2 separate regions of the Homo sapiens genome follow, and region 2 is linked to region 1. A link is an interaction called in ENCODE POLR2A ChIA-PET data of the cell type or tissue named here. Cell type or tissue: HepG2. All regions are shown on one strand. Each heading gives the region's core, and the rest is flanking DNA. Links, peaks and the distances in the headings are about the cores only. Region 1 overlaps FNIP2 (folliculin interacting protein 2). Region 2 overlaps FNIP2 (folliculin interacting protein 2).

What was found. Peaks named below come from ENCODE experiments on the same cell type or tissue, not always from the same donor. Only the 100,000 strongest peaks of a DNase experiment are listed, where the experiment ranks them.
Region 2: POLR2A ChIA-PET joins it to region 1 with 9 read pairs; 3 of 35 experiments call an interaction of 5 or more read pairs at or near these places.

Annotation. Positions count from the first base shown.
Region 1 is chr4:158,824,589-158,828,975 of GRCh38, reverse strand. FNIP2 (folliculin interacting protein 2) reads right to left here. Exons shown (of 17, transcript NM_020840.3): 2 at 2,934-3,060. Among named protein-coding and RNA genes, the nearest start is that of FNIP2, 58 kb to the right of the region's middle. In HepG2, for the core only: no CTCF peak of the experiment used is centred there; DNase peaks (open chromatin) are centred at 1,955 and 3,125.
Region 2 is chr4:158,900,490-158,904,876 of GRCh38, reverse strand. FNIP2 (folliculin interacting protein 2) reads right to left here. Exons shown (of 17, transcript NM_020840.3): 17 at 1-411. The coding sequence ends at 333. All of the region lies in intron 4 of SPMIP2 (sperm microtubule inner protein 2), which reads left to right. Among named protein-coding and RNA genes, the nearest start is that of SPMIP2, 130 kb to the left of the region's middle. RefSeq lists enhancers at 1,243-2,108, 2,109-2,974. In HepG2, for the core only: a CTCF peak has its summit at 2,134; a DNase peak (open chromatin) is centred at 2,086.

The sequences.
Region 1 (4,387 bases), core at 247-4,246:
TTGCATTAAAAAACAGAAGCTTTTTTTTTTCCCCAATAATGACAAAAACATGGTTTGGGATGGCAGAATGCTGAAGAAGGGTTCTAGACAAAAGGAGGTAGGTTATGTATTAAGACTTTATCCTCTTTTAATAATTTAACTATTATTTACACTTCAATTCACATAATTGACCTCTGTTTTGGTTATTTGAGTTTTGATTATTAGCTTTTTAGTATTATGTAGAGTCATAATCCATTACATTGATGAGGAGAAAGATGAGGCTTCAAATCTAAATTTTTACTAAGCAAATGGAACTAATAAAACAAAACTATTAATTTGGGCAGACTGGCTCGTAGGGTTTTTTGTTTGTTTGTTTGTTTGTGAGATGGAGTCTCACCCTGTTGCCAGGCTGTAGTGCAGCGGCATGATCTCGGCTCACTGCAACCCGTGCCTCCCGGGTTCAAGCAATTCTCCTGTCTCAGCCTCCAAGTAGCTGGGACTTACAGGTGCCCACCATCACGCCCAGCTAATTTTTTTGTATTTTTAGTGGAGATGGGGTTTCACCATGTTGACCAAGATGGTCTTGATCTCTTGACCTCGTGATCTGCCCACCTCAGCCTCTCAAAGTGCTGGATTACAGGCGTGAGCCACCGCGCCCGGCCTACTTGTGTTTTTAATGACACACCTCCTCTACTACTCCTTTAAAGGTAACAGGAAGGAAAATCATGAGGTTGAATTTGTAAGGGATGAAACCAAAACCCTGAAACAGGAGCTACTGTGAATTACATAGCATGTGATGGAAATATGGTCTTCAAAGGTTAAAGACAACAGAGGATGCTCTACTATACATTCCCTAGAGTTTGCCACTAATTTTTATCACAGTGACAAACGTATAAGGATAAACCTTTATTAATATTTACCTCTCCCCAAACATATTACTCCCTACAGAAGCTTCCTGCACCCTCTATGATAAGTTATTTCTATTCTGAGTCTTCTTTGCCTTTTTTTTTTCCTTGTGTAGCTTTTGCTTGGAAAAAAACATGAATGCAATTGCAGCTTATCTAATCTCCAATGTGACAGTCACACTGGTGGTCTAATGCAAATGCCTGCAGTCATGTGCTTGATACAAACTCATGACGTTTTGTGCTTGCCAAGGGAGGCTGGGGCGGTGGGGACTGAAAATGGGAAAAGAACGTAAGGAAAACACAAAATGTGCTGGACCACAACTGTCACTCCAGCAATGATGGCATTCAAAGTGGCACTTGATTATTCCTGAGCACCCAGCACTCCCTCAACACGCTAAAGATAAAGCTGTTACTCAATCTCACTTAAGCCAGAAACACAGCCCCTCAGAGGGCCTAAGTGACACGAGGTGCCACTGCTTCAGACTGCTAGACCCTTTGGCTGGAGTACAATGCTGAACAGTCTATAATTGGAGAAACCACCTGGTGTAGTGAATAGAGCACTGACTGGATTCTTTTGTAGCCTTGGGCAAGCTACAAACCTCCTGAACCTAAGATGCCTTTTTGGTTAGATGAATGCTTCTAAGAAAGCCTATGTTTCCAGATTCCAGCATTATCAGTGCTCTGGTACACTGAAGATTCCAGTTCCTTTTGAAAACTTGTGTTTCTTTTCCCCTCCACCTGCCACCACTATGAGCAGCCCCAGTGATAGCTGCTCAACTAGACCATCCATGTGAGGCCTTCAGAGAAATGGGAAATAATTCAAGAAACTAAGAGGTAAACCATCTCCTGTCCACCAAAGGGTCAAGTGCTGGCTCACCTAAATTTCTGTTACAAATCTAACCTGGAAAGCCTACAGTGAATCACCTGAGAGATTTCTTGGTTTCCCCCTCCCTCCCTTCACCTACCTAACAAGCCCAACAACTACTGTAATGATTAGCCACCTGGCAGAACTCCACTTTAAAACACTGTGGAATCCACCCAGCTAAACTGTGTTTAACCAAACACTTCCTTCCTGCAGAAATGATCCTTATCAAAAGCAGGAAAACAACCCCTTGGCCCTGATGAGACAAAGACTGCGTTATAAACTGTTCATTTACTTAGCTGCACATTCTACAAACTGCCAGTATTTGGTCAGTATGGGTAGCAACTTATTGAACATAAAAAGAATGAATACAAGTGGATTTATTTAATTTGTAGGCATCTGAACAAATACTGAAAAGAGAATGAAAGGTCTAAAGTGAATTTACAAGTACCCTGGTATCATATCCAAAAAAGACCCAGAAAGGATCAGACTCTCCTCACCTTAAACATGTTACTTTACCATTCCCATTCTGGTTCCAAGGGATCAAGAGCTGCTCTATCCTCACTCTACCCATTGCTTGTCGCCCACCCTACACCACCACCACCACCACCACTACCACCCAACTCTCCACAAAAAAAATGGGAAATAAATAAAAGCTCCCCTGGTCAGAAGGGTTTGAGAAACAATCCTTTTTGAAGATAACAATGCAGGTTTGCATATGGAAGTCCTGTAAATAAGCAAAGCTGTTTAATTTTGTTTAACCCAGTGCTACTTATTATTATCCATGAGAAACACTGGACAGAATGATCTTCACACTAACACTTTATCACTTTATGAATTTTAGAGTTCTGCTTTCCCATTACATTTGAGGCACTCACTTGGCATCAAAATCTTACTGGATTGCAACTCACCAGCAAATTTACCTCTAGTACTATTAATAGTACACTGCTTAGCTCCTGCCATGATTACTTGCTAACAGTTTCACTTGTGTTTAGCAGTGAGCATACTCATGCCTGTTGGGGGTAGGGCTTTGATTAAAGGATTCAATGCTTGCTTATGTTTCTTCTGAACCATTAATGGCACTGTATAATATAACTCAAAGAGAAGATGATAGATTAATAAATGATTGATCAGAAGGGTGGTTAAAAGCACAAAAGAAAAGGAGAAAGCAAATCAGCATTTCATACCTGAGCTGTCACCTCCTCAATCTTTTGAACAGCTTTAGAGTCAAACAAGACTTGTCTGCCTCTCCTGTCACAGTCCTGGTAAACTATCAGGCGAATCTCATTCAGGTCAAACTCCGAACATGACCAACTGTGGATTAAAAAGGGCAAAAGAAGTTATGTTATCTGCAGCACATGAGATGATCACAGACAGATAAGCTTCCCAGTCACCATGCCTGTGTGCACATCAAAAGGCCACAAGCATGCAGGGCTAGTGATCCCCTCAGAACTGGGGCACCAGTGAGCCTGGGACAGATAGCCTTGTATGTGGATTCCAAAGGGCCATATGAAAATTGCCAGTTTTCATGATAAGGGCTGAGAAGACTGCTTTAAATAATAAATCACTGGAGAGAAAGCTTCTCCTTCCAAAGCCAATTTGGACACAGATGGCAGTCAGAAATCACAAGGACATGCAGAGAAGACTAAATTTGGATGCCTGGGTTCTGGGGACAGCATATCCGAGTTAAAGGAGTGTTAAGGCTTCTGTGTTATTGGGCAGGGAACCATTTGGAGCAAGTCGGTAGAGCCTTCTCTTCTTTCCCTCACCCACACTCAGGTCAAATTAAGAGGAATTACATACCCTAAAATTTATTATCTTCCCCGATTATGGCTAGCTCTAATCCAGGAGTTTCAGAAACCAAGTGCATCACTGTAGAGCACTGGAATTGCTAGCAATTACAGTCAGCAAGAAAGGAAGCATGTTTCTAAGCAAACCAAAAGCAACTGGGATAAAACTGCTCTGAGGAAAACATAGGTTCATTCTTAATAAATTACAGAGTGAGGGAACTACAGAAAAGATAATCATTTAAAAGTGCACTGCTTTGGATATACTCAGTTTTTAACCCATCAGTCCAGTCAACACATATTTGAGTGTCTGTGATGTTCCAGGCACTGTGGTTGCTGCTAGAGACTCAGCAATTAATTAACCAGACAGACCTGGTCCCCACCCTTATGGAGTTCATGATTCAGTGGGGAATGTTAGGCAAATAATCACAGACGAATGTATCACTACAAACTGTGAAAAGTACAAAAAGGAGCAGTAAACAGCTTCAGATTTCCAGATTGAAGGGGTAGGGGAAAGGGACAGAGAAGTCCCTAAGGACTTGAAGTGACATGTAAACACAGACCTGAAGAAGCAAAACAAATGATGCGCACCATAGGAACAGAGAAGGAGGTGGTAAGGTGTAAGACTGCTGCACTGGAGAAGGAAGAAGAAAAAAGGCCAGAGAGTGAGTGCCGTGAGGTGGAAAGGACGGCAGGCAGGGGCCAGGATCATGTTCTCCCTCCATGAGAAGCCAAGGAAAACAGACGCTTGATAAGATCAGGTCTGCACTTTTTGAAAGTTCAATCTGGCTGTTAAGGAAAATGGGGGTGGAAGAGATGAAGACTGGAAGCAGGAAGGCCAAACAGAATTCATA
Region 2 (4,387 bases), core at 166-4,165, 76 kb before region 1:
TTATTCTGCCCAAACAGCACAAGGCAATCTGTTGCAACAGCTTAGTGTTTAGTGCTTATGTTTCCTCCTACCAAAAAGGTCAGTTTCTTTGTTGATTCATGGGTAACAAATGGCCTAAAGTGTTCACGACAATCACAAATGCTATTATGTCAAGTAAACCTAAGTCTTCAATGAAGCATCAGCTTGACAGCAAAAACACAAAACAAAAAGGTGGAATGACTGTTTCTGTTTGCTCTTCTCATGCTTTTGACATCACAGAGAGCTTATTCCTTTCTCCTTCAGTTGAGAATTTGATTTTTTTCTTCCAAGGAAGAACTGTCCTGAGCTTTAGCTTATAAGAGTATTTGAGCCACATAAGGAGAATGAGTACTGGCAATAGCAGTCAACAGAGGCAGGTCGTTGGATTCAATCCTGAATATTGAGAAAAGAAAAGAATATTACTTTAAAAGAGCATGGTTTTATGAGAAAGTATTATTTCTTTTTATGAGAAAGTATTATTTCTAGGTACTAAGTTTGATAGATTATCATTTAAAACTAATGAAAAAGCAAAACAGATGGAAGGATAATAAACTTACTCTTTTAATAAAATATTCCAGTGGACACTGACCAGGGAGGCAAAGGGAGAGAAATACAGGAAGTGTGTTGTGCCTGTGTGTGGACATAAAGCTCTTTTTCCCTTGGCAGGGGTCACCAGACTTTCTAACTTTCCTGTATTCCCTATATAACTTCATTGTATCATACTTTAAGGTATTCTCCATTATAAACTCATTCTTCCAGTCAACACTTCTAAATGCATACTGATTTTTCACCTAAGTTCAAATTGGTCTTAGAAAAACGATGATGGTAGCAATTTCTTAAAAAACATTGGGAATTTGTTCAAAGTTTATACTGGGATCCTCACTGAGCATTTAAGCCACAAGATTCTGAGAGCAAAGTGACACTAAAAGGTACTGGGTTAAGAGACATCATGGTTTCAAATGGACACAGCTTTGGCTGCCTCTCTTACAGCAGAGGTGGATACAGTATGGGCACTGGCTAAAAATGATGCCAGGTGTCATGAAAAAAAAAAATTGAACTGTTTCAGTTTGTGGACTATGTCCTAATCCTTACCCTTGAATTCCTCAAAGTAAAAATAAAACAGTATCTGGCATTACCTCATGGGGTTTTCTAGTCCTTCTCCAGTAATGCTACATACAGATCTGATTTCAGAGTGCACAGAAGTTCTCTAGTACTTTTAGTGCTACTGGCCCTGACTACGGGAGGAAGGGGATAAAGGAAGGATGAACATGAGTCCACTAATAATGCACTAAGAGGACCTAGAGATGAGTGCAAAGGGGAATAAAAGCTTATGATTACACGTGTTGATGCACACCTGTAAGGGTCAAGGATGGGGTAAAGCCCTTGAAATGTAAGGCACACATTTGGCAATGGAAAATCTAATAAGGCAAGACGGCCGAATAGGAACAGCTCTGGTCTGCAGCTCCCAGCAAGATCGACGCAGAAGGTGGGTGATTTCTGTATTTCCAACTGATGTACCCGGCTCATCTCATTGGGAGTGGCTGGACACTGGGTGCAGCCCACAGAGGGCAAGTAGAAGGAGGGTGGGGTGTTGCCTTACTCGGGAAGTGCAAGGGTTCAGGGAATTGTTTCCCCTACCCAAGGGAAGCCGTGAGGAACTCAATATCTGCACTGCAGTCTGGATACTGCACTTTTCCCATGGTCTTCATGACCCACAGACCAGGAGATTCCCTTTGGTGTGTACACAATCAGGGCCCTGGGTTTCAAGCACAAAACTGGGCGGCCATTTGGGCAGACACTGAGCTAGCTGCAAGAGTTTTTTTTCCATACCTCAGTGGCACCCGGAATGCTAGCGAGACAGAACGGTTCACTCCCCTGGAAAGGGGGCTGAAGCCAGGGAGCCGAGTGGTCTGGCTCAGTGGGTCCCATGCCCACAGAGCCAGCAAGCTAAGATCCACTGGCTTGAAATTCTCACTGCCAGCACAGCAGTCTGAGGTCGACCTGGGACGTTTGAGGTTGGTTGGGGGAGGGGCATCCACCATTGCTGAGACTTGAGTAAGCGGTTTAGCCTCACAGTGTAAACAAAGCTGCCTGGAAGTTCAAACTGGGCGGAGCCCACTGCAGCTCTCAGCAAGGCCACTGGGGCCAGACTGCCTCTCTAGATTCCTCCTCTCTGGGCAGGGCATCTCTGAAAAAAAGGCAGCAGCCCCAGTTAGGGGTTTATAGATAAAACCCCCATCTCTTTGGGACAGAGCACCTGGGGGAAGGGGCGGCTGTAGGCACAGCTTCAGCAGACTTAAACATCCCTGCCTGATAACTCTGAAGACAGCAGTGGATCCCCCACACAGCGTTTGAGCTCTGCTAAGGGTCAGACTGCCTCCTCAAGTGGATCCCTGACCCCTGTGTATCCTGACTGGGAGACACCTCCCAGTAGGGGCCGACAGAACCTCATACAGGAGAGCTCTGGCTGGAATCTGGTGGGTGCCCCTCTGGGACGAAGCTTCCAGAGGAAGGAACAGGCAGCAATCTTTGCTGTTCTACAGCCTCCGCTGGTGATACCCAGGCAAACAGGGTCTGTAGTGGACCTCCAACAAACCACAGCAGACCTGCAGCAGACAGGCCTGTTAGAAGGAAAATTAACAAGCAGAAAACAGCCACATCAACATCAACAAAAAGGACGTCCACTCAGAGACCCCATCCGAAGGTCACCAACGTAAAAGACCAAAGGTAGATAAATCCATGAAGATGGGGAGAAACCTGGGCAAAAAGGCTGAAAATTCAAAAAACCAGAATGCTCTCTCCTCCAAAGGATCACAGCTCCTCACCAGCAAGGGAACAAAACTGGATGGAGAATTGAGTTTGATGAATTGACAGAAGTAGGCTTCAGAAGGTGGGTAATAACAAACTCCTCTGAGCTAAAGAAGCATGTTCTAACCCAATGCAAGGAAGCTAAGAACCTTGAAAAAAGGTTAGGTGAATTGCTAACTAGAATAACTAGCTTAGAGAAGAACATAAATGACCTGATGGAGCTGAAAAACACAGCACGAGAACTTCATGAAGCATACACAAGTATCAATAGCTGGATCAATCAAGCAGAAGAAAGGCTATCAGAGATTGAAGATCAACTTAATGAAATAAAGCGTGAAGACAAGATTACAGAAAAAATGAAAACAAACGAACAAAGCCTCCAAGAAATATGAGACTATGTGAAAAGACCAAATCTACGTTTGATTGGTATACCTGAAAGTGACAGGGAGAATGGAACCAAGTTGGAAAACACACTTCAGGTTATTATCCAGGAGAATGTCCCCAACCTAGCAAGGCAGGCCAACATTCAAATTCAGGAAATACAGAGAACACCACAAAGATACTCCTCGAGAAGAGCAACCCCAAGACACATAATGGTCAGATTCACGGAGGTTGAAATGAAGGAAAAAAATGTTAAGGGCAGCCAGAGAGAGGTCAGGTTACCCACAAAGGGAAGCCCATCAGACTAACAGCAGATCTCTGCAGAAACCCTACAAGCCAGAAGAGAGTGGGGGCCAATATTCAACATTCTTAAAAGAATTTTCGTGGCACACGCCTGTAATCCCAGCTACTCTGGACGCTGAGGCAGAGAATTGCTTAAACCTGGAGGGGCGGAGGTTGCAGTGAGCTAAGATCACGCCACTGCACTCCAGCCTGGGCAACAGAGCAAGACTCTGTCTCAAAAAAAAAAAAAAAAAAAAAATTTCAACCCAGAATTTCATATCCAGCCAAACTAAGCTTCACAAGCAAAGGAGAAATAAAATCCTTTACAGACAAGCAAATGCTGAGAGATTCTGTCACCACCAGGCCTGCCTTACAAGAGCTCCTGAAGGAAGCACTACATGGAAAGGAAAAAGCGGTACCAGCCACTGCAAAAACATACCAAATTGTAAAGACCATCAACACTATGAAGAAACTGCATCAACTAACGGGCAAAAAAACCAACTAGCATCATAATGACAGGATCACATTCACATATAACAATATTAACCTTAAATCAAATACGGGCTAAATGCCCCAATTAAAAGACACAGACTGGCAAACTGGATAAAGAGTCAAGACCCATGATTGTGCTGTATTCAGGAGACACATCTCACGTGCAAACACATACACAGACTCAAAATAAAGAGATGGAGGAAGATCTACAAGCAAATGGAAAGTGAAAAAAAGTAGGGGTTGTAGTCCTAGTCCTGATAAAACAGACTTTAAACCAACAAAGATCAAAGAGACAAAGAAGGGCATTACATAATGGTAAAGGGATCAATGCAACCAGAAGAGCTAACTATCCTAAATCTACATGCAACCAATACAGAAGGACCCAGATTCATAAAGCAAGTTCTTA